3 separate regions of the Homo sapiens genome follow, and all the other regions are linked to region 1. Evidence: read pairs that join two places in POLR2A ChIA-PET (ENCODE). Cell type or tissue: Panc1. All regions are shown on one strand.

Evidence for each region. Peaks named below come from ENCODE experiments on the same cell type or tissue, not always from the same donor. Only the 100,000 strongest peaks of a DNase experiment are listed, where the experiment ranks them.
Region 2: POLR2A ChIA-PET joins it to region 1 with 18 read pairs; 9 of 35 experiments call an interaction of 5 or more read pairs at or near these places.
Region 3: POLR2A ChIA-PET joins it to region 1 with 12 read pairs; 2 of 35 experiments call an interaction of 5 or more read pairs at or near these places.

Annotation. Positions count from the first base shown.
Region 1 is chr1:27,158,474-27,166,473 of GRCh38, forward strand. LOC102723760 (a long non-coding RNA gene) reads left to right here. Exons shown (of 3, transcript XR_426674.4): 2 at 1-51; 3 at 1,816-1,995. Among named protein-coding and RNA genes, the nearest start is that of SLC9A1, 7.3 kb to the left of the region's middle. In Panc1, no CTCF peak of the experiment used is centred here; a DNase peak (open chromatin) is centred at 4,858.
Region 2 is chr1:27,024,939-27,032,938 of GRCh38, forward strand. LOC101928391 (a long non-coding RNA gene) reads left to right here and starts at 6,820. Exons shown (of 8, transcript XR_007065559.1): 1 at 6,820-6,891. In Panc1, no CTCF peak of the experiment used is centred here; no DNase peak of the experiment used is centred here.
Region 3 is chr1:28,958,078-28,966,077 of GRCh38, forward strand. The region is part of intron 1 of EPB41 (erythrocyte membrane protein band 4.1); the gene reads left to right. Among named protein-coding and RNA genes, the nearest start is that of EPB41, 48 kb to the left of the region's middle. RefSeq lists enhancers at 7,416-7,946, 7,947-8,000. In Panc1, no CTCF peak of the experiment used is centred here; no DNase peak of the experiment used is centred here.

The sequences.
Region 1 (8,000 bases):
GACTTGTGTCATCTGGGAGCAGATGAAAGGAGAACATCAGCTATAATGAAAGTAACCAAAGAGCATTTCGAGCAAGGATCAGAATAATAACAATAATGCCTCACAATTGTTCAGCCCTTTAGAGTTCACAACCAAGTGCCCCAGGTTTATCAATGATCCAAATGCTAGGCTGGGTGCGGTGGCTCATGCCTGTAACCCCAGCACTTTGGGAGGTCGAGGCAGGTGGATCACCTGAGGTCAAGAGTTTGTGACCAGCCTGGCCAACACAGCGAAACCCCGTATCTACTAAAAATGCAAAAATTAGCTGGGTGTGGTGGCATGTGCCTGTAGTCCCAGCTACTTGGGAGGCTGAGGCACGAGAATCACTTGAACCCAGGAGGCAGAGCTTGCAGTGAGCTGAGATCACACCACTGCACTCCAGCCTGGGTGACAGAGTGAGACCCTGTCTCAGAAAAAACAGTACCTATTATTCTATTTTTTTCTTTTGAGACAGAGTTTCACTCTTGTCACCCAGGCTGGAGTGCAGTGGCGATCTTGGCTCACTTGCAATCTCCACCTCTCAGGTTCAAGTGATTCTCCTGCCTCAGCCTCCCGAGTACCTGGGATTACAAGCGGCTGCTACCACACCCAGCTAATTTTTATATTTTTGGTAGAGATGGGGTTTCACCACGTTGACCAGGCTGGTCAGGAACTCCTGACTTCAGGTAATCCACCTGCCTTGGCCTCCCAAAGTGCTAGGATTACAGGCGTGAGTCACCGCATCTGGCCAAAGAGTAGCTATTATTCTCATTCCCATTTTACAGGTGAAAAGACAAAGGCCCAGAGACATAAAGCTATTTGCCCAAGGTCACACATCTATTAAGATGCAGATCCATGCCTGGCACAGTGGCTTACACCTGTAATCCCAGCACTTTAGGAGGCCGAGCCGGGCAGATCATTTGAAGTCAGAGGTTCAAGACCAGCCTGGGCAACATGGTGAAACCCCATCTCTACTGAAAATACAAAAATTAGCTGGGCGTGGTGGCAGGCACCTGTAATCCCAGCTACTCAGGAGGTTGAGGCAGGAGAATCACTTGAACCTGGGAGGCAGAGGTTGCAGTGAGCCAATAAAATTAAATTAAAATTTAAAAAAAGAAGCAGATCCAAGACTTAAGTCAGGTTTCTAACACCTAAGTCCAGCACCCTTTTAAAACATCACAGGTTCAGTGTAAAAAGAAGAAAAGAGGGAAAGGATGGGGCTGGTGGAGTGACTTTCCACAGGTGCCCTGGGGCCAGAAGCCCAAGACCTACTGTTCTTTCCAGTCTTGAAGGCAACGTTCACTGGTGTGCTCCCCACTCTCTAATTCTCCCTCACTCAGGCCTCAGTGAGTCTTTGGGTGCCAGTCTGGGACGTGGTAGATCCCAGGACAACCAGGAAATGCCAGCCCTGAGATCCTCCACGGCCTGGAGAAGGTTATAACAACAGAACAATATCAGGAAACAGGCCTTGGGAGAAACCACATGGGAGAGCCGATGGCCAAGGCCCAGCCTGGGCAGGCAGTGTAGAATAATGGATAGTTAAATGCTGGGACTGCCGAACATGGGTAGCCACATGGTCTCCTTTCAGTGCTCTGGCACCACCGCTCACTAGTCATGAGACCCTGGGCAAATCAGTGCCTGTTCTACAGCTTCTTCCTCCATAAGGGGGGACAACAATAGTGTCAACCTCATGGGGCTCTCATGAAGATATTAGCCAATGTATGCGAAGCATTTACCACTGCCCCCAGCAAGTACCACATATATTTACCATCATTCTATTTATTTACATGCACCGAGGACCTCAAGAGTAGACTTTTGATGTTGGGAACCACATGAAGTTCTGCCTTCAGTCACAGAGAAAATTGACAGGCTGGAAAACAGACCCTCACATCCGTGAGATGGGTCCCACCATCAGACCAGCTGCTATGAATTTAATATTTGTAAATAAATCACATTGATGTGTATTGTATGTTAAAAGCCTTATCTTCTTCTTCCTCTTCTTTTTTTTTTTTTTTTTTTTTGAGACTGAGTCTCGCTCTGTCGACCTGGCTGTAGTTCAGTGGTGCAATCTCAGCTCACTGCAAGCTCCGCCTCCCGGGTTCACGCCATTCTCCTGCCTCAGCCTCCCGAGTAGCTGGGACTACAGGCACCTGCCACCACGCCCGGCTAATTTTTTGTATTTTTAGTAGAGATGGGGTTTCACCGTGTTAGCCAGGATAGTCTCGATCTCCTGACCTCGTGATCCGCCCGCTTCGGCCTTAAAAGCCTTGTCTTCTTAAAAATAATCAGTCAAGGCCAGGCGCGGTGGCTCACGCCTGTAATCCCAGCACTTTGGGAGGCTGAGGTGGGCGGATCACGAGGTCAGGAGATCAAGACCATTCTGGCTAACACGGTGAAACCCCGTCTCTACTAAAAATACATAAAATTAGCCGGGCGTGGTGGCGGGCGCCTGTAGTCCCAGCTACTCGGGAGGCTGAGGCAGGAGAATGGCGTGAACCCGGGAGGCGGAGCTTGCAGTGAGCTGAGATCGCGCCACTGCACTCCAGCCTGGGCGACAGAGCAAGACTCTCATCTCAAAAAAGAAAAAAAAAAATCAGTTAAAATACATAGCAATATTTGTAACCATGTTTGAGCAAGTCATTTTTTGTTTTTTGTTTTTTGTTTTTTTAAGATGGAGTTTCACTCTTGTTGCCCAGGCTGCAGTGCAATGGCGCGATCTCAGCTCACTACAACCTCTGCCTCCTGGGTTCAAGCGATTCTGCTGCCTCAGCCTCCCGAGTAGCTGGGATTACAGGCGCCTGCCACCATGCCCAGTTAATTTTTTGTATTTTTTGTAGACACAGGGTTTCACCATGTTGGCCAGGCTGGTCTCGAACTCTTGACCTCAGGTGATCCACCTGCTTCGGCCTCTAAAAGTGCTGGGATTACAGGCGTGAGCTACCACACCCGGCCAAGTCCTCATTTTTTAACCATTCCAGGCCCACACTGCTTTTGACTCGGAGAGGCCAGGTCTCTGCAGACCCTTCCCCTGCAGATCCAGGACAGCCTCAGGAAGCCTGGACCCTGGGTGGCATCTCCCCCTGCTTAAGCCATGTCTGCTCCCCAATCCCCTCCTTGAATCCTTTCACTAAAAGTGCCTGGAGTTTTATGGCACAAAATGCATGGCCCTAGGAAAGAATCTGCTCAGCCCCTATTAGCTGCGCATTATGAGCAAGTCACACCTTGTTTCTGTCTCTCGCTGTGTTCATGTATATGAAAGCTGGGTGGAGTCACATTACTTGCTTTGTAAGGTTTATTGTAAGGATGAAAAGGCCACTGTATGTCAAGCATAGTTCCTGGTACACAGTCAGCACGCAGTGACTGGGTTCATTTCCTTCTTTTGTTTTTTTTTTTTTTTGAGACAGAGTCTTGCTGTCACCTAGGCTAGAGTACAATGGTGCAATCATAGCTCACAGCAACCTCAAACTCCTGGGCTCAACCGATCCTCCAGCCTCGCCCTCCCGAGCAGCTTGGACTACAGGTACATGCCACCACACCTGACTAATTTTTAAAAATATTTTTGGTAGGGATAGGGTCTTACTATATTGCCCAGGCTGGTCTCAAACCCCTGGTCTTGATTGATTCTCTTGCCTGGGCCTCCCAAAGTATTGGGATTACAGGGGTAAGCCATTGTACTCAGCCGCTCCTTCTTTCATCATAATGTCACAGCCCAGCAAAGCCTTCTTCCAGTCTCCCCGGCACTCACTTCACCACTGCCTCCTTCTATTTCTCAAACACTGGCAGACACACTTCTGCCTCAGGGTCTTTGCACTTGCTATTCCTTCTGCCTGGAACACTCTTCCCCAGATATCCACATGGCTGGTTACCTGACCTCCTTCAAGCCTTTCTGCGAATCTCGCTTCCTGACATGGCCTACTATGTTATAATCCTATGTAATAGTGACACTTCCCCTGCCTGGCCACCACCACTACCACCCAGCCCCTTCCCCTGCTCCTTTTTTCTTCTTTGTATAGCATGTTTCACCTTCTCACATACAGTATAATTCTCCTATTTGTTACTTTTATTCTTTTTTTTTTTTTTTTGAGACAGAGTCTTGCTCTGTCACCCAGGCTGGAGTGCAATGGCATGATCTCGGCTCACTGCAACCTCCACCTGTTGGGTTCAAGCAATTCTCCTGCTTCAGCCTCCTGAGTAGCTGGGATTATAGGCGTGCGCCACCATGCCCAGCTAATTTTTTTTTTTTTTTTTTTGAGACGGAGTTTTGCTCTTGTTGCCCAGGCTGGAGTGCAATGGCGCAATCTTGGCTCACTGCAACCTCCGCCTCCTGGGTTCAAGTGATTCTCCCGCCTCAGCCTCCCTAGTAGCTGGGATTACAGGCACCCGCCACCATGCCCAGATAATTTTTTTTTATTTTTAATAAAGACGGGGTTTCACCATGGCCAGGCTGGTCTCGAACTCCTGACCTCAGGCAATCCACCTGCCTCGGCCTCCCAAAGTGCTGGGATTACAGGCATGAGCCACTGCACCCGGCCTAATTTTTGTATTTTTAGTGGAGACGGGGTTTCACCATGTTGGTCAGGCTGGTCTCGAACTCCTGACCTCGTGATCCACCCGCCTCTGCCTCCCAAAGTGCCAGGATTACAGGTGTGAGCCACCGCGCCCGGCCTATTACCTTTTTTTTTTTTTTTTTTTTTTACTGCATTTTTCTCCCTTCAGAATGTGAGCTCAGCTAGGGCAGGGACCACGTCTATCTCATCCATCACTGTTTCTCCACCATGTAGAACAATGCCCAGTGCATATTGGTACTCAATAAATATTTGCTGAGTGAATGAATCACAGAATGCATTATTTGCACATGAGAAAACCAAGACTCCCAGAGGAGAATTGCTTGTCTGAGGCCATAGAGCTGGGAAGAAGAGGAGCCAGGTTTGGATGCAGGTCTGCCTAACTCTGAAGTCCAGGCTTTTCCCAGTTCTCCAGGCTGATAGCTACCATGAAAAAGCATGTACATGTTGGGTAACTAGAAGAGAGTTCGGAGGTTGGTAAGGAGTTGGAATTTAGGATCCAGCGAATTGCCTTTAAGCTAAGTTCATAATTTTACAATAAACATTTAGTGAGTTCCTACTATGTGCAACTCCCTGTGCTTTCTGCTGGAGGAAAATCAATAATGGATTTGATAAACACCTATCGGCAACCTTGACACCCTAATGTTCACTGACTGGATGTCCCACAGGCACCTCCATCAACTTCACCCACCATCTTCCACTAAACTTGCCCCCATTCTACACTGTCAGAATCCTGTGTGTGTGTGTGTGTGTGTGTGTGTGTGTACTGGAAAAGTTAGGATTTAGCAGATCTGAGGGAACGGGTCCGGGATTGACTTTTTTTTTTTTTTTTTTGAGACGGAGTTTTGCTCTTGTCTCCCAGCTGCAGTGGCACAATCTCGGCTCACTGCTCACTGCAACTTCCGCCTCTTGGGTTCAAGGGCTTCTCCTGTCTCAGCCTCCCGCGTAGCTGGGATTACAACAAGCACCTGCCACCACGCTCAGCTAATTTTTTTGTATTTTTAGTAGAGATGGGGTTTCACCATGTTGATCAGGCTGGTCTTGAACTTCTGACCTCAGGTGATCTGCCCATCTCGGCCTCCCAAAGTGCTGGGATTACAGGCGTGAGCCACCACCCTCAGCCTACACAGCTTTCAGGAAGAGCTGTCTGAGCCATGTTCATCCCCTGTTTAGACAGGCACATACCCCATCCCAGCATGGCACTCAAAGTCCTGCACACGATTTGGCCCACAAACCTTTTTTTCCCCTAATTATTTGTAAGAAAATTTAAAAGTATAAAGGTAATATAGCAAACATCCAAATTCAGAATTATCAGCTGTAACAGTTTGTTATATTTACTTTCAATAATATATGTATATTTTGGCCAGACACAGTAGCTCACTCCAGTAATCCCAGCACCTTAGAAGGCTGAGGTGGGAGGATCACTTGAGGCCAGGAGTTCAAGACCAGCCTAGGCAACATAGGGAGAATCTGTGTCTACAAAATAATTTATGTATTTATTTATTTGTTGTTGTTGGTGGTGGTGGTGGTGTTTTGAGAAGGTCTCACTCTCTCGCCCAGGCTAGAGTGTAGTGGTGTGATTATAGCTCACTGTAGCCTCAAACTCCTGGACTCTAGCCATCCTCCCACCCCAGCTTCCTGAGTAACTAAGACTACAGGTGCATGCCACCATGCCCAGCTAATTTTCTTATTTTTATTTTTAGTAGAGATGAGGTCTTGCTATGTTGCCCAGGCTGATCTTAAGCTCCTGCACTCAGGCAATCCTCCTGCCTCAGCCTCCCAAAGTGCTGAGATTACAGGCATGAGCCACTGTGCCTGGCAAAATAATTTCAAAATTAGCCAGGCATGGCGGTATGCACCTGTAGTCTCTACTACTTGGGAAGCTGAGGCGGGAGGATCACTTAGAGCCCAGAAGTTCAAGGTTACAGTGAGCTATGATCATGCCACTGCACTCCAGCTTGGGCAACATAGCAGGACTCTATCTCCTAAAAAAACTGGCCAGGTGCTGTGGCTCACGCCTGTAATCCCAGCACTTTGGGAGGCCAAGGAAGACAGATCACCTGAGGTCAGGAGTTCAAGACCAGTTTGGCCAACATGCTGAAACTCCATCTCTACTAAAAATACAAAAATTAGCTAGGCGTGGTGGTGCTTGCCTGTAGTCCCAGCTACTCGGGAGGCTGAGACATGAGAATTGCTTGAACCTGGGAGGTGGAGGTTGCAGTGAGCTGAGATCGCACAACTGCACTCCAGCCTGGGTGTCAGAGTGAGACTCCATCACAAAAAGAAAAACAAACCGAAAAACAAACAAAAAACTGCCCTATATGTGTGTGTGTGTACGTTTTTGATGTGTTTTACAGATATCTGTACAATTTTTATCAAATTTTAAAGTCTTTTAAACTATCAGTTACACTTTTCTCCCTTCCTGCTGCCCCAGGCAACATCTATCATAAGTATAATGTGTTATCTTAACACTTTAACACACATCTCTTCATCCCCCACCCACTCCCAGCACTGCCAAATGCTTAAGAGAGTTGTCTACATTGCCTGCATTGTTTTTCTCTCCCATTGTCTCCAACTGATCCGTGGGCTTGCCCTCTCATATGCTGTCCCTAATCTGCTCTTGGCCAGGTGCAGTGGCTCATGCCGGTAATCCCAGCACTTTGGGACACTGAGGTGGGAGGATCGCTTGAGCCCAGGAGTTTGAGGCCAGCCTAGGCAAATAGGGAGACTCCTATCTCTAAAAAAAAAAAAAAAAAAAAAAAAAAATATATATATATATATATATATATAAAATAAATAAAATAGGCCAGGTGCAGTGGCTCATGCCTGTAATCCCAGCACTTTGGAAAGCCAGGATGGGCGGATCACCTGAAGTCAGGAGCTCGAGACCAGCCTGGCCAACATAGTGAAACCCCGTCTCTACTAAAAATACAAAAATTAGCTGGATGTGGTGGCAGGCACCTGTAATCCCAGCTACTCTGGAGGCTGAGGCATGAGAATCGCTTGAATCCAGGAGGCGGAGATTGCAGTGAACCAAGATCGTGCCACTGCACTCCAGCCTGGGTGACAGAGTGAGACTCTGTCTCAATAAATAAATAAATACATAAATATATAAATACATAAATAAATAGCTGCCCTTGTCAATGTTGCCAGTGACCCTCCATGTTGTTCTATCATATGGTCATTTCTCGATCCTCATCTTTCTTTCCCCATCAGCAGACTTCAACATATATAATCACTTGCTCCTTCTGAGAACACTTTCTTCAAATAGCTTATGAGACCCCGCAACCTTCTGGCTTTCCTCCCACTTCATTGGCTGTTCCTTCTCAATTTCCCTTTGTTGATTCCTCCTCCTTCTCTCCTTTTTCCCCCTCTGCCACAACCTCTAAATACTGAGGGCCCCAGGGCTTGGTTCTT
Region 2 (8,000 bases), 130 kb before region 1:
AGCCTCCCGAGTTGCTGGGACTATAGGCGCCCGCCACCACGCCCAGCTAATTTTTTGTGTTTTTAGTAGAGATGGGGTTTCACTGTGTTAGCCGGGATGGTCTTGATCTCCTGACCTTGTGATCCCCCCATCTTGGCCTCCCAAAGTGCTGGGATTACAGGCGTGAGTCACCGCGCCTGGCATAATTCATCCATTTTTTTAAAAAAACTATTTATTTATTTATTTTGAGATGGAGTCTGGCTCTGTCACCCAGGCTGGAGTGCAATAGTGCGATCTTGGCTCACTCCAACCTCTGCCTCCTGGGCTCAAGCGATTCTCCTGCCTCAGCCTCCCAAGTAGATGGGATTACAGGCGTGCACCATGACACCCGGCTAATTTTTGTATTTTTAGTAGAGATGGGGTTTTGCCATGTTGGCCAGCTGGTCTCGAACTCCTGACCTCAAGGGATCCACCTGTCTCAGTCTCCCAAAGTGCTGGGATTACAGGCATGAGCCACCGCGCCTGGCCTATATGTTTTCATTTCTCTTCAGTATATACTCAGGAGTAGAAATGTTGGTCATAAGGTAATTTTTTTGTTTAGCCCTTTGAGGAACTGCCAGACTGTTTTCCAAAGCAGCTGCACCATTTTTCATTCTCACTAGCAGTGTTTGAGGACTCCAGTTTCTCCACATCCTCACCAACACTTGTTGATTACTGTCCTTTTTGACTATAGCCATCCTGATGGGTGTGAAATGGTGTCTCATTGTGGTTTTGACTGTATTTTCCTGATGGCTAAGGAGGTGAGCATCTTTTCATGTGCTTATCGGTCATCTGTATCTTTGGAGAAATGTCAATTCAGTTCCTTTGCCCATTTTTAAATTGTGCTATTTATTATCATTGAGTTGTAAGGGTTCTTTATTCTAGATACAGTCCCTTATATGATTTGCAAAATTTTCTCCCATTTTAATTATTAATTATTAATCCTCATATTTTATTTAATCTCTAAATTGCCCAAGACACAGCTAATCATTCCTTCTTTGTAATACTTTCTTTCTTTTTTTTTTTTGAGATGGATTCCCACTTTGTCACTCAGGGTGGAGTGCAGCGGTGCGATCTCTGCTCACTGCAACCTCTGCTTCCCAGGTTCAAGTGATTCTCTTGCCTTAGCTTCCCGAGTAGCTGGGATTACAGGTGCCCACCACCACGCCCAGCTAATTGTTGTATTTTTAGTAGAGACAGGGTTTCACCATCTTGACCAGGCTGGTCTTGAACTCCTGACCTCAGGTGATCCGCCCACCTCGGCCTTCCAAAATTCTGGGATTACAGTCGTGAGCCAATGTGCCTGGCCCCTTGTAATACTTTCTACCTTTGGCTTTTTTTTTTTTTTTTTTGAGACAGAGTCTTGCTCTGTCACCTGGGCTGGAGTGCAGTGGCGTGATCTCTGCTCACTGCAACCTCCGTCTCAGATTCAAGTGATTCTGGTGCCTCAGCCTCTGGCATAGCTGGGACTACACACGCAGGCCACCACGCCCAGCTAATTTTTGTATTTTTTGGTAGAGATGTGGGTTTCTCCATGTTGGCCAGGCTGGTCTCAAACTCTTGGCCTCAAGTGATCCACCCGCCCCAGCCTCCCAAAGTGCTGGGATTACAGGTGTCAGCCACCATGTGCGGACCTTCCCTTGCCTTCAAAGACACCACAGTGTCCTAGTTTTCCTTCTGTTTCACTGACTGCTGTGGTTTCCTCCGAATCCACTCAGCCTCTAAAGAATAAAATGCCCAGGACTTATTCCCTGGTCTTCTCTTTTCTGTCTACACTCATTCCCTTGGTGATCTCACCAGTCTCAAGCTTGAAATACCATCTCTGTGCTGGCAAATCCCAGATTTATTTATTATTTATTTATTTATTTATTTATTTATTTATTTTTTGAGACGACATCTCACTCACTCTGTCACCCGGGCTGGAGTACAGTGGTGTGATCTCGGTTCACTGCAACCTCTCTCTCCCAAAATCCCAAATTTATATATTCCAGTCCAGAGCTCTGTCTGGGACTCCAGGCTCATTTATTTAATTTTAGTCAACATCTCTACTTTCATGTTTGTAGTCATCTCAAATTTTGCACGTTCAATGTTGACTTCTCGAACTGAAGTCCTAGCAAATGGCAAATTCCAGTTCTTGGCCCCAAACTCTGAAGCCACTTTCCACTCCTTTTTCTCTCACGCTGCACTTTCTCATTCGTCAGCAAGCCCTGTGGCTCTGCCTTCAGAACCCAAACAGGCCCTGACCACATCTTGGCCCCACCTCCAGCTTACTGCCATCTCTGCGGTCTAAGCCACGCCCCACTCTCCAGGATTTTTGGAGCCTTTCTGCCGTCGTGCTTGTCGCCTACAGTGTTTTCATCCCAGCAAGCCAGTGTGATCCTTTCTAAACACAAGTCAGATCATGTCATTTTAATGCCTCCTTCTCATTTGGAATACAAGCCGAAATCTCCTCCCACACCCCTTCCCTTATCGGGGGCAGCCACACTGGCCTCCCTGATGTTCCTCAACCATGCCAGGCACGCTCCCACCTCAGGGCCTTGCGACTGCTCTTCCATCTGCCTGGCACGGTCTCCTTTGATCCCCACATGGCTGCTCTCTCAATTCCTCCAGGTCGTCTTCTCCATGTCTCCTGTTCTCAGGGAGGCCTTCTCTGACTATCCAATTAGAATGGCGCCCTCGCTCCCCACACCTGCTAGCCTCTTCTCTATTTCCAAAGCACCTAACACCATCTACCATGCTGCGTATTTACCTATTTATTGCCCCATTTCCCGCCCCTGGAACCAAAGCTCCAGGAGAGCAGGGATTTTGTTTTCTATGTAATCCAGCACCTGGAAACCTGTGTGTGCTCAGTAAATATTCACGGGATGAGTGAAGGTGAGACAGGACTAACATGGGTCGCAGAAGAATGGAAAATTCCAGGCAGCAGTTTCACATGACTAGCAAAAGGAAGCTGTTGAAATAACTGCAGAAGCTAGGGGCTCATAAGACCCTGAACAATCAGGGCATGGAGCAAGCTGGCTGAGACCAACTGGACACAGCATGGTGCTGGATTTGACCCAGGTTTCTCCTAGGACCTCATTATACGCTTATTAACATACTAAAAATCACACACCCACCAGCACCACTATAGTTCCCATATTTGGTGTAAAAATGGGTGGCACCACAGTTCCAAGAAATCTCCACCTTTTTCCAGTAACTTTCATAAATATTCCACCCCTTGGTTAAAGAAACCTATAAAAATAGAAACCACAGCTGGGCACAGTGGCTCACGCCTGTAATCCCAACACTTTAGGAGGCCAAGGTGGGCAGATCACATGAGATCAGGAGTTTGAGACCAGCCTGGCCAATATGGTGAAACCCCGTTTCTACTAAAAATAAAAAATTAGCCGGGCGTGGTGGCACGTGCCTGTAATCCCAGCTACTCGGGAGGCTGAGGCAGGAGAATCACTTGAACCCGGGAGGCGGAGGTTGTAGTGAGCCGAGATCATACCGTTGCACTCCAGCCTGGGCAACAAGAGCGAAACTCTGCCTCAAAAAAAAAAAAAAAATAGAAACCACAAAGCCCCTTGTGTGACTTTCTTGAGTACACCCACACTCCCCTCTTGAGTGTGTGTACTTTTAAAACATTTTTAAAAATATTTTTGAGACAGGGTCTCACTCTGTAGCCCAGGCTGGGAGTGCAGTGGCACAATCACAGCTCACTGCAGCGTCAACCTCCAGGGCTCAAGCCAGCCTCCCCTGTCAGCCTCCTGAGTAGCTGGGACTACAGGCACTCGCCACCACACCCAGCTAAGTTTTGTATTTTTTGTAGAGATGTTGCCCAGGCTGGTCTTGAACTCCTAGGCTCAAGCGATCCGGGATTACAGACATAAGCCATCGTGCCCAGTCAAAGCTCCAGTTCTTCTTCTTTTTTTTTTTTCTTTTTTTTTTGAAACAGAGTTTCTCTCTTGTTGCCCAGGCTGGAGTGCAATGGCGTGATCTCGGCATACCGCAACTTCCACCTCCAGGGTTCAAGCGATTCTCCTGCCTCAGCCTCCCAAGTAGCTGGGATTACAGGCATATGCCACCACGCCTGGCTGATTTTGTATTTTTAGTAGAGATGGGGTTTCTCCATGTTGGTCAGGCTGGTCTTGAACTCCTGACCTCAGGTGATCCACCCACCTTGGCCTCCCAAAGTGCTGGGATTACCGGCGTGAGCCACCATGCCCGGCCAAAGCTCCAGTTCTTATCCCATCTTGGCCTCTTATTGGCTGGGTGACCTGGGTGCGAACCCTTCCCCTTCACTGAGCCTTGGTGTTCTCCTCTATTCATTAGGTCATCACCATCTACCTCTCAGGGCTAGCATAAAAGACCCAGTGTGTGAGCAGTGTCTGGTATGTAGTCAAGGCTGGCTTGCCCTCCTCAGAAACTGCCAATTTGCTAATTTGGTACAAGCTTCAGACAGGTGTGGATTTCGGTGGTGCGGGGATACAGGGGAGTGGAGAAGGAAGGTGGAAGAGAGAGGGACACCAGAGAAAGCAGACGAGGCCCTGAGAGAGAATCTGCAGGGCCAGAGGCTGGAGTCTGAAGACCAAGATAGGCACAGAAGCCTGAGCTGTCCCTGGCACGATGTGAGCAGGGCAGATGTTCCAATCTCCCTTCCCTCAGGTGTGGAGCGGCTCATGAAGCCCCTCCCTGTCTAGAAGCTGGTTCGGCCCATCTGATCCGACCCTGCAGGGAGGCAGGCAGAGGTGAGTGGTGAGAAAGCCCATTTCACAGGTGAAGAAACTGAGGCTCAGGAAGGTGGCGATTTGCGTCTCTATCTCATCTCGCCTGCCAGGGTAGAAGCTCCTCAGATTCAAGCGCCATTTAGTTCCTGCTTCTGTTTCCTCAGAGCCATGCTGTTGATTGAAAACAGGAGTGAGTGTTCCTCAGTGGGTTCCCAGCCCCAGCAGGCCTCACGCCCCCTTTTGTAACAAGTATCTTGCAATGCCCCTTTCCTATAATGGAATACAATTCATAGATTATGTGGTCTATTTATACACTACTAATTTTTTTTTTTTTTTGAGATGGAGTTTCACTCTTATTCACTCTTATTGTCCAGGCTGGTGTGCAATGGCGTGATCTTGGCTCACTGCAACCCCTTCCTCCCGGGTTCAAGTGATTCTCCTGCCTCAGCCTCCCAAGTAGCTAGGATTACAGGCATGTGACACCACGCCTGGCTAATTTTTTTCTTTTGTTTTGTTTTGTTTTTTTTTAAGATGGAGTCTCACTCTGTCGCCCAGGCTGGAGTGCAGTGGCGTGATCTCGGCTCACTGCAAGCTCCGCCTCCTGGGTTCACGCCATTCTCCTGCCTCAGCCTCTCGAGTAGCTAGGACTACAGACGCCCACCACCATGCCCGGCTAATTTTTTTTGTATTTTTAGTAGAGGAGACGGGTTTCACTATGTTAGCCAGGATGGTCTTGATCTCCTGATCTTGTGATCCGTCCGCCTCGGCCTCCCAAAGTGCTGGGATTACAGGCGTGAGCCACCGCGCCTGGCCGACGCCTGGCTAATTTTTGTATTTTTAGTAGAGACGGGGTTTCACCATGTTGGCTACGCTGGTCTTAAACTCCTGACCTCAGGTGCGCCTCGGCCTCCCAAAGTGCTAGGATTACAGGCGTGAGCCACTGCGCCCAGCCTATTTATTTATTTATTTTGAGACAGAGCCTCGCTCTGTTGCCCAGTCTAGAGTGTAGTGGCTCAATCAAGGGTTACTGCAACCTCTGCCTCCTGGGCTGAATCTATTCTCCCACCTCAGCCTCACCAGTAGCTGAGACTACAGGTGCACGCCACCACACCTGGCTAATTTTTTTTTTTTTTTTTTTTTTTTTGTAGAGACTGGGTCTCACAGTGTTGCCCAGGCTGGTCTTGAATTCCTGGGCTCAAGTGATCCGCCCTCCTCGGCCTCCCAAAGTGCTGGGATTACAAGCATGAGCCACCGTGCCTGGCCTTGGCCTTGTCTGTCTTTTTTTTTTTTTTTTTTTTTTTTTTTGAGACGGAGTCTTGCTCTGTCACCAGGCTGGAGTGCAGTGGCGCGATCTCGGCTCACTGCAACCTCTGCCTCCTGGGTTCAAGCGATCCTCCCTGCCTCAGCCTCCCGAGTAGCTAGGACTACAGGCGCACGCCACCAAGCCCAGCTATTTTTTTTTTTTTTTTTTTTTTTTTGGTATTTTTAGTAGAGACGGGGTTTCACCACGTTGGCCAGGGTGGTCTCCATCTCTTGGCCTCGTGATCAGCCGGCCTCGGCCTCCCGAAGTGCTGGGATTACAGTCGTGAGCCACCGCGTCTTTTTAAACCTGTAAATACTCAGGCCTACTCTTGTAGAAAAAAGGCTTCTCAAATTTGAAAGTGCCCGGGAGCCACCTGGGGCACATTCCTTGGAATGTGCAGGTTCTGAGTCAGCAAGTCTGGGGCTAGACCTGAGAGCCTGCATTTCTAACCTGCTCCCAGGTGGTGCCCAGTTGTTGCTCCTCAAGCTGGGAAAAGATGACCTTGGCTGCAGATCTGAGGGGCTGCGAAGCCCAGGGCGTCCAGTTCCCGAGGTGCCCTTCCGCCCAGAGCCGCCCTCTCCCCAGACCCCAGTGAGGGTCAGCCCTCTCCCAGGCCTGCCCTGATCGCTGCCCAGGGAAGCGCCCGCCCTGCCGCAGCCGCCCAGTCTGATTCCTGGCATCCACGTGGCAGGGCGCCCGCTGCAGCGACAGCAGTTCCCACGGGAGGAGTCGCACCGGGAATGGGCCGCGGGGGAGGGAGAGAGTGGGAGGGAGTGAGGCCCCGGGAATTGTCCTCTGAAGGGGCGGCGCATGGGCGTCCCCCGCCCTGCTAGCCCCATCTCCTTCCCTGTCCCTGCTTGGGTGAGTAAATCCCTAGTGCTTTGATTCGCTTGCCCCTCCTTCCGTCTCTCCCCACTTCCTCCTCGCTCGCTCGTTCCCTCTGCCTTCAATCTGAGCTGGGCCCTTGCAGTGAGGAGCCCACGGTTACCTGGCTGTTCCCTGCCCGCCACCTCCCTCCAGGTGGGAGGCTTATGGAGGGCTATTGCTGATCTGGGCAGGGCAGGGGCCGTGGTTCCTGGGGAGGACGGAGGAGGTCTCCCACCGTGAGAACGAGGCCAGGCTAATCTGCTCGCCCGGCGCCGCTGGAAGGCAAAACATGAGCCCCTAACAACAACAACAACTGTCCTTCCCTCCCAGGAGGACTGCACTCTGCAGTTTACAGGACACTTCTCTTGCCACTGTCATGTTTTATCCTCATAAACTCGGTGTTCTTGCCATTTGACAGATGGCAAAACTGAGGCCCAGAGAGGCCAAGTCACTAGGACAAGGTGCTAGAGCTCAGAGGACATTCCAGGACCTGAACCTGATATGCCATACATGTTTTAGGAGAAGCTTTCTGGGTCTTCTGGGCCTGGATTATCCAGGAATACCATTCCAACCCTTGAACGTGGGGCTCTAAATTTCCATCAGGATCCTTTTTTTTTTTTTGAGACAGTCTCCCTTTGTTGCCCAGGCTGGAGTTCAGTGGCGCGATCTCGGCTCACGGCAACCTCCGCCTCCCAGGTTCTAAGAGATTCTCCTGACTCAGCCTCTGGAGTAGCTGGGATAACAGGTGTGCACCACCTCGCCCGGCTGCTTTTGTATTTTTTTTTTTTTTTTTTTTTGAGAGAAGTCTCGCTGTTATCCCGCAGGTTTGAGTGCAATGGCTCTATCTCAGCTAACTGCAACCTCCGCCTCCTGGGTTCTAACGATTCTCCTGCCTCTGCCTCCCAAGTAGCTGGGATTAAGTCGCCTGCCACCACGCCCGGCTAATTTTTGTATATTTTAGTAGAGACGGGGTTTCACCATGTTGGCCAGGCTGGTCTTGAACTCCTGACCTCAGGTGATCCGCCCGCCTCGGCCTCCCAAAGTGCTGGGATTACAGGTGTGAGCCACTGCGCCTGGCCTGCTTTTGTGTTTTTAATAGAGAC
Region 3 (8,000 bases), 1.8 Mb after region 1:
GTGTTGGGATTATAGGTGTTGAGCCACTGCACCCTACTTTTATTTATTTAAAAGAAGCTTCAACAGATATTACCTGGTTAGTAGGATTACAGGATTATTTTAATGTTCTCTATATTTAAAAAATTAATGAGCCAGGCATGGTGGCTTGGTCCCTTGAGCTTAGGAGTTGGAGACCAGCCTGGGCAATATGGTAAAACCCTGTTTGTATCAAAAATACAAAGATTAGCCGGGTATGGTGGCATGCACCTGTAACCCAGCTACTGGGGAGACTGAAGTGGGAGGATTGCTTGAGCCTGGGAGATTGAAGTGGCAGTGAGCTGAGATTGCACCACTGCACTCCAGCCTGGGTGACAAAGTGATATCCTGTCTTAAAAAAAAAATTGTGTGTTACCTTTGAGTCAAACTTGTGGCATTTAGATAGTGGAATACCGTGTAACTGCTGAAAATAATGGGGCTGGGCACAGTAGCTCACGTCTGTAATCCCAGCACTTTGGGAGGCCGAGGCGGGTGGATCACTTGAGGTCAGGAGTTTGAAACCAAGCCTGGGCAACATGGTGAAACCCTGTCTCTACCCAAAATACAAAAATTTAGCTGAGCACAGGCATGTGGCATGCACTTGTGGTTTCAGCTACTCGGGAGGCTGAGGTGGGAGGATTGCTTGAGCCTGGGAGGTGAAGGCTGCAGTGAGCCATAATTGTGCCACTGCACTCCAGCCTGGGTGACAGAGGGATACCCTGTCTCCAAAAAAAAAAAAAAAAAAAAAGAAAGAAAAAAGAGAATAATGAATTGGATATTTAAGCAAAGCTGTCCAATATTTAAGTAAATAAAGATGTCTAGGTATAGGGATTAATTCTGACTGTAAGGATTACAGAAATAAAATTCATGGAAAACATGGCGTGTGGGCAGGGCTTTGAAGGAGGGTTAGAATTTCAGCAGGTGGAGATGCAGGCTTGGGGTATTATAAAGAAGGCAGATGCAGGGAAGTGCAGGCTGTTTTAGGAAGCAGCAAGTAGTTCTAGGTGGGGCTGGTGGGAGAAGAGACTAGTGAGGGCAGATCACAGCCAAGCTGGGGTGCTATGGGAAAGGAGTTTGGATTTTATACCGTAGCTACTACGGAGCCTTTAAAAGTTTGATCTTTTTTTTTTTTTTTTTTTTTTTGAGACGGAGTCTCGCTCTGTTGCCAGGCTGGAGTGCAATGGTGCAATATTGGCTCACTACAACCTCTGCCTCCTGCGTTCAAGCGATTCTCCTGCCTCAGCCTCCAAAGTAGCTGGGATTACGGGCCTGTGCCACTACGCCTGGCTAATTTTTCTATTTTTAGTAGAGATGGGTTTTCGCCATGTTGGCTAGGCTGGTCTCAAACTTCTGACCTCAAGTAGTCCACCCGCCTCGGCCTCCTAAAATACTGGGATTACAGGCATGAGTCACCGCACCCAGCCAAAAGTTTGATCTTTCAATAAATATTTGTTAACTGATGAATAAAAGAGTGATAGGATTAAATCTTTGTTTGGAAGAGAAAACATTTATAGCAGGAGGGACTGGAAATAGGTTATTTATAGTCGAGTGAATTAGAGCAGAAACAGTAAAAATAGAAACATATAGTTAAATGCAGAGGTAGAGGTAGACTTGACAGGATTTGGCAAGTGATTGGGTTTAACTAATTTTTAACAAAAAGGGGAATAGAAGAATTTAAGGTTTTGAATTTGGGAAAATGGGAGCTATGTTCTTCCTTGCTCTCTTTTTTCTTTAGTTTTCTTTTCTTTTTTTTTTGTATTTTTAGTGGAGACATGGTTTTCACCACGTTTGCCAAGCTGGTTTTTGAACTCTTGGCCTCAAGTGATCTGCCTGCCTTGACCTCCCTCCCAAAGTGCTGGGATTACAGGCGTGAGCCCCTTCTTGAGGCCCTTTCTTTTTTTTTCTTTTCTTTTTTTTTTTTTTTTGAGACAGGATCTCACTCTGTTTCCCAGGCTGGAGTGCCGTGACTCAATCACTGCCCACTGTAGCCTCGACCTCCTGGCTCAAGTAGTTAGTCTTCCTGCCTCAGCCTCCCAGAAGCGGAGACTACAGGTGCATGCCACTACACCTGGCTAATTTTTTAAATTTTTATTTTTGGTAGAGGTGGGGCGTCTCATCATGTTACCCAGGCTGGTCTTGAACTCCTGGGCTCAAGTGATCCACCCACCTTGGCCTCCCAAAGTGTTGGGATTACAGGTGTGAGTCACTATATCCAGTCCTTCCTTGCTTTCTTGAATAAAGCATTTGGAATTGAGTCATCCTTTTATTAGGGAGACTGCATTATTATGAATAAGAACCTTGAGCTATATAGGATTTATTACCCCTACAATAAATGGTCAAGTTTGCTATAACTGGCCAGGCATAGTGGCTCATGCCTGTAATCCCAGCACTTTGGGAGGCTGAGGTGGGAGGATCACTTGAGCGCAGGAGTTTGAGACCAGTCGGGCAATGTAGTGAGACCTCGTCTCTACAAAAAAAAAAAAAAAAAAACTTAAAAAAAAAATCAGCTTAGTGTGGTGATTTGCTCCTGTAGAGGCTGTGGTAGGAGGATCATTTGAGCCTGAGAGGTTGACGCTGAAGTGAGCTGAGATTGTGCCACCGCACTCCAGCCTGGGCGACAGAGATCCTGTCGCAAAAAAATTTAAAAAAAGAAGGCCAGGCCAGGCGCAATGGCTCACGCCTGTAATCCTAACACTTTGGGAGGCCGAGGCGGGTGGATCACCTGAGGTGAGGAGTTCAAGACCAGCCTGGCCAACATGGTGAAACTCCATCTCTACTAAAAATACAAAAAATTAGCCAGGCATGGTGGCAGACACCTGTACTCCCAGCTACTCGGGAGCCTGAGGCAGGAAAATCACTTGAACTCTGGAGGCGGAGGTTGCAGTGAGCCGAGATAGTGCCACTGCACTCCAGCCTGGGCAACAAGAGCAAAACCCTGTCTCAAAAAAAAAAAAAAAAAAAAAGATGGCTATCACTTTGGATTTTGATGTGTCTCTTTCTTTCTTTTAGGCTGTTTCTTTACTCATTGTATGTATCTAGAAGAATCATAACCCCTTCTACTTTAAATTCATCTGTTACATTTGACAAACAAACTTGTTAGAATTAGGCAAAAAACAAAGGTAAAGGGACTCTGAATGAGGGCCAAAAGGGGCTTTCCTATATAATAAATATGTGTTTTATAGTGCTTTTTAATTCCTATGGCATTTGCAGTTTTAAGAAAAATCACCTTACATGAATAAGGTGTTAAGTGCTCTCCGAGAGTGTCCTGGTTTATTACGTTGTACTTTAATAAGAATTAATAAGTGGTTGAGTGATAGAGTTGTTGAATAAAGGATAAAGTAGCACACTAAAGCTTAAGATCATTGATGTAATGAAAGTAAACCAGGCTGGGAATCTGAACACCCGGTTTATAGTCCCAGTCCTGCCACTGTAGGACATTGAATAGGTGATGTTACTCATCTGAAATTGTATCTATTTTGATAACATGGGGATAATATCTCTTCTCTCTACTTGAACAATGAGGTAACACTGATGACCAAGTCATGTCCTTCCATGTGTGTGGGAATATGTAATACATTTCTCAGGAATACATATATTAACACTATGATTCTCATACCTTCACAAAAATAAAAATGAAAAATTCAACTTTATGCCAATGCAAATTACTATCATCACTCAAGTTTGATTCTTCCTTTCCAGATCCAGGAGTGGAATAAATCTTTACAGTACAGTTTAAATCTTTAGAGGAAACTCCCATCAATTTTCTCTTCTTTTGTGAGGAGAGCAAACTGGTTCCTCCTCTATATAGAAACCCATCATGGGTTTATAGCTTTTTTGGCAATAGTAATTTTAGTGTATTTGCCGTTAAATTTTAAGTTGGTTTTTGCTCTTATTCCTAAATTGATTTCTCTAGTTGATATTGGATTTTTTTTTTAATGGAGATACTAGGGTGGTGCAAAAGTAATTGCTTTTACTTTTTTTTTTTGAGATGGAGTCTCGCCCTTGTTGCCCAGGCTGGAGTGCAGTGGCGCTATCTTGGCTCACTACAACCTCCGCCTCCCAGGTTCAAGCGATTCTCCTGCCTCAGGCCCCTGAGTAGCTGGGATTACAGGGGCCCGCCATCATGCCCGGCTAATTTTTGTACTTTTAGTAGAGACGGGGTTTCACCACGTTGGCCAGGCTGATCTTGAACTCTTGACCTCAGGTGATCCGCCTGCCTCAGCCTCCCAAAATGCTGGGATTATTACAGACGTGAGCCACCGCTCCCGGCCATAATTGCTATTACTTTTAATGGCAAAAACCGCAGTTACTTTTGCATCAACCTATATAATTCATATACCATAAATTCTACACTGTACACTAAAATGTGTAACTTGGGGTTTTTAGTATATTCAAAAGTTGTGCCACTATCACTACTATCTTATTCCAGCACATTTTTGTCACCCCAGCAAGAAACTCTGTACCCATTAGCAGTCATTCCCCATTCTGGTTTTCCCCAGCCCCTGCAACTCTAATCTACTTTCTGTCTCTGGATTTGACTAGGTTAGAACTTTCTGTCTCTGGATTTGACTAGGTTAGAACTTTCTGTCTCTGGATTTGACTAGGTTAGAACTTTCTGTCTTTGGATTTGACTGGGTTAGAACTCAGGTCTGTCAGAATCCAAACCCCATTGCCCCTCAGTTTAGGTCCCCATAACTTTTTGTTTATGTAGCTGCTGGAGCATTTATGGCTCGCAGTATGTGTTGAACTGTCAGTAGTTGGGTGTGGGGTTCTCTCTCACCACAGATTTTTATGGTTTTTTTAATAAGGTAAAATTAAATGAGTGTTTGTAATAATAATAAAAATAAAGATATTCTCTATTCCTTTGTGTAACATTTTAGACATTTATATTTTTTCTTTTAATGGATGACCATGGGATTTTTAGATATCTTTGCATTCTTAGTGCCTTGTGCTTGGTGAGTGACAGTAGTCTTAATTGAACTAAATTGTAATTACATTCATTACTCTTAACGAAACCAGCTCCCATTAGGATGAACAGTTTTTCTAAAATAAAACAAGTTTGTTTTTTTATATATACATATAAAAAGCAATAACAAAAACAAACAAATGAAAATAATCCACCATCAATGCTTCTATTTATTTTGAGTGCCAATTTTGTTAGCATGAATGGGAAACAACTGACTTTTGAGAAATGCCATTGGATCTGGAAAGCCTGATGAGGGCTACAAGCTACATTCAGTAAAATCAGAATCGTGTGTGTGTGTGTGTGTGTGTGTGTGTGTGTGTGTGTCTGTGTGTGATTTTAGCCTTGTATGACCAACTAAATAAAATGTAAATCTGAAAGAATCATTTCAAGTTTCTGGTAACAATGGAGAAATAACATGGAATTGAGAGTTAAGAAGCTTAGGTTTGGGTTTTGGCTCTGCCTCTGATGAGCAGTAACTCAGCCTAATTTTATCTCATAGTCCCTCTGGAGGAGAATGGGTCAGGAGATTCTTAACCTATTGTTGCAAAATTTTATTTTGGAACATTTCTGAGGAAAGGGTCTGTGGCTTTCATTAGATTCTCAGATCGTTCATGGCAACAAAAAGAACCACTTGATCAGATGATTTATCAGTCTCATTGAGGTTTAAGATTTTGTGATGCTTCATTATAACCCTGGTTTGACCAGCTTATATACCCAGGGTTACACCGTGAGTTTACACTCAACATTGTCTTTGAAGACTCAGAATGACTTTTAGCACATTTAAACTATTTTGGATATCCCATAGACGCGTCAACTTTTCTAAAAACAGAACAGTCATCCTTCAGTTAGTGCTTTTTTCTGACTCTGAAGCTGGTGCTATAATCCACTCTGTCATACTGTCTTTCTTCAGTACTTCTTGAATCCTTCTCCTTTTCTTCCATCTCAACAAACCTTGATTCAGGCTCTCATGATCTTTCATCAAACTTGTTAGGAGAGCTTCCTATTAGTCTATTTCTATTTCCTGTATCCGTTCTCTCTCACACACACATTAACACATATTTTACTATGGTACTTCCATATTTAACATCGTCTAATGGCAGGCTTGGTGGGGTGGCTTATGCCTGTAATCCCAGCACTTTGGGAGGTTGAGGCGGGCGATCACTTTAGGTCAGGAATTTGAGACCACTGTGGCCTGTCCAACATGGTGAAATCCCGTCTCTACTAAAAATACAAAAATTAGCTGGATGTGGTGGTGCGCCTGTAGTCCCAGCTACTCAGGAGGCTGAGGCAGGAGAATTGCTTGAGCCTGGGAGGCGGAGGTTGCAGTGAGCTGAGATCATGCCACTGCACTCCAGCCTGTCAATAGAGTGAGACTCTGTCTAAAAAAAAAAAATTAGCTGGGTGTGGTGGTGCACGCTTGTAGTTCCAGCTACTTGGGAGGCTGAGGCAGGAGAATCACTTGAACCCAGGAGGCGGAGGTTGCAGTGAGCCAAGATCGTGCCACTGCACTCCAGCCTGGGCAACAGAGTGAGAGTGAGACTCTGTCTCAAATAAATAAATAAATAAATAAAATAAATAAATAAATAAAATTTTCTAATGGCTTCCTGTTTTACAGAGAATAAGGTATAAATTCTTGACCATTGCAAAAGCAGGCTTTCCCTAATCTACCCTTGCCTGGTCTCAACCCAGTCTCAACCTCCATTGTTTTCTGTCATCCTATATTTTATACTCCAGCTATAGTGAACTTTGTGCTGCTTGCCATTCGGGTGCACATGCTTTTTCTAGATGCTTATCCAGTTGATCATGCCCTCTCCTCCTTTCGTCACCTAACTTAGTCCTACTTATCCTTTAAAGCTTAGCTCAGATTGTATATCAAAGGCCTTTTCTCTGACTCTGCTCTGCTTATTCTCTGCATATATTACTATATAATTGCTTGCTTTTGCCTGATTTTTAAAATAGACTGTGTACTCTTTGAGGGTAGAAGCCACATCTTATTTTTTTGCAACCTTGGCTCTTATCTTGGTGCCTAAAATATTATATGTTCAGTGAACATTTATGATGAATTCAGTAATTATTTAATTATTGCATGGGGTTTTTTGAATTAGTGAATAGGTTTTTAAATATTGCTTGTAGTTTTGGTAAAACTTTAATTATCATCTTCCTCAAAGGAGAAAAAAGAAAAATATTTAGTTGTTTAATTATGGGGAAAAAACCTTTTTTTGATCTTGTAATTCTCATAGGCCTCCAATGAGAATTTTATTTTATTGCTTTAATGTTTTCATAGAACCTAGTAACCCAGGAAAGCATTTTATAATTTTTTTTTTAGAACTTTTTTGAAACTGATTTCCTGTTGGGGTTTAGTATAGGGTATTATTACTTAAGAGAATAAGGTGTAAGTCTGGAGACTGTATCAAAGAGAAAGAAGATGAATGAATCAGGTATAGACACAGAATGAGGTAACAGGGTTTTTGAGTCTCTTGTTTGGCTCATGATCTTTTCAACACCATTGAAACACACACAACCTCATTTTTTTTTCAGAGCACATATAAATGAAGAATGACCTGGAGGTTAGGTGGGAATGGGTAGGACTGCCTCTCTCTGGACTCAGATTCCTGGGAGCTGACCCAGAACTGAATGCCCTTAGGGATTTCAAACTCATTACCATTTGTAGTGATGCACTTCACTCTGATCTCCTTTCAGTGTTACCTTTGTTAGAGACTACACTAGAAAGGAAAATACTTGGAATAAACTTTAGCGTTTTCAAAGTTTTGTACTGCCACATGGGATGACTATTAATTCCTTTTGGCTGGCACACAATAATTTAGCAAATTATTATTTTGTAAGCCGGGCGTGGTGGCTCATGCCTGTAACCCCAGCACTGTGGGAGGCTGAGACGGGTGGATCACCTGAGGTCAGGAGTTAGAAACCAGCCTGGCCAACATGACGAAACCTCATCTCTACTAAAAATACAAAAATTAGCCAGGCATGGTGGCGGGAGCCTGTAATTCCAGCTACTTGG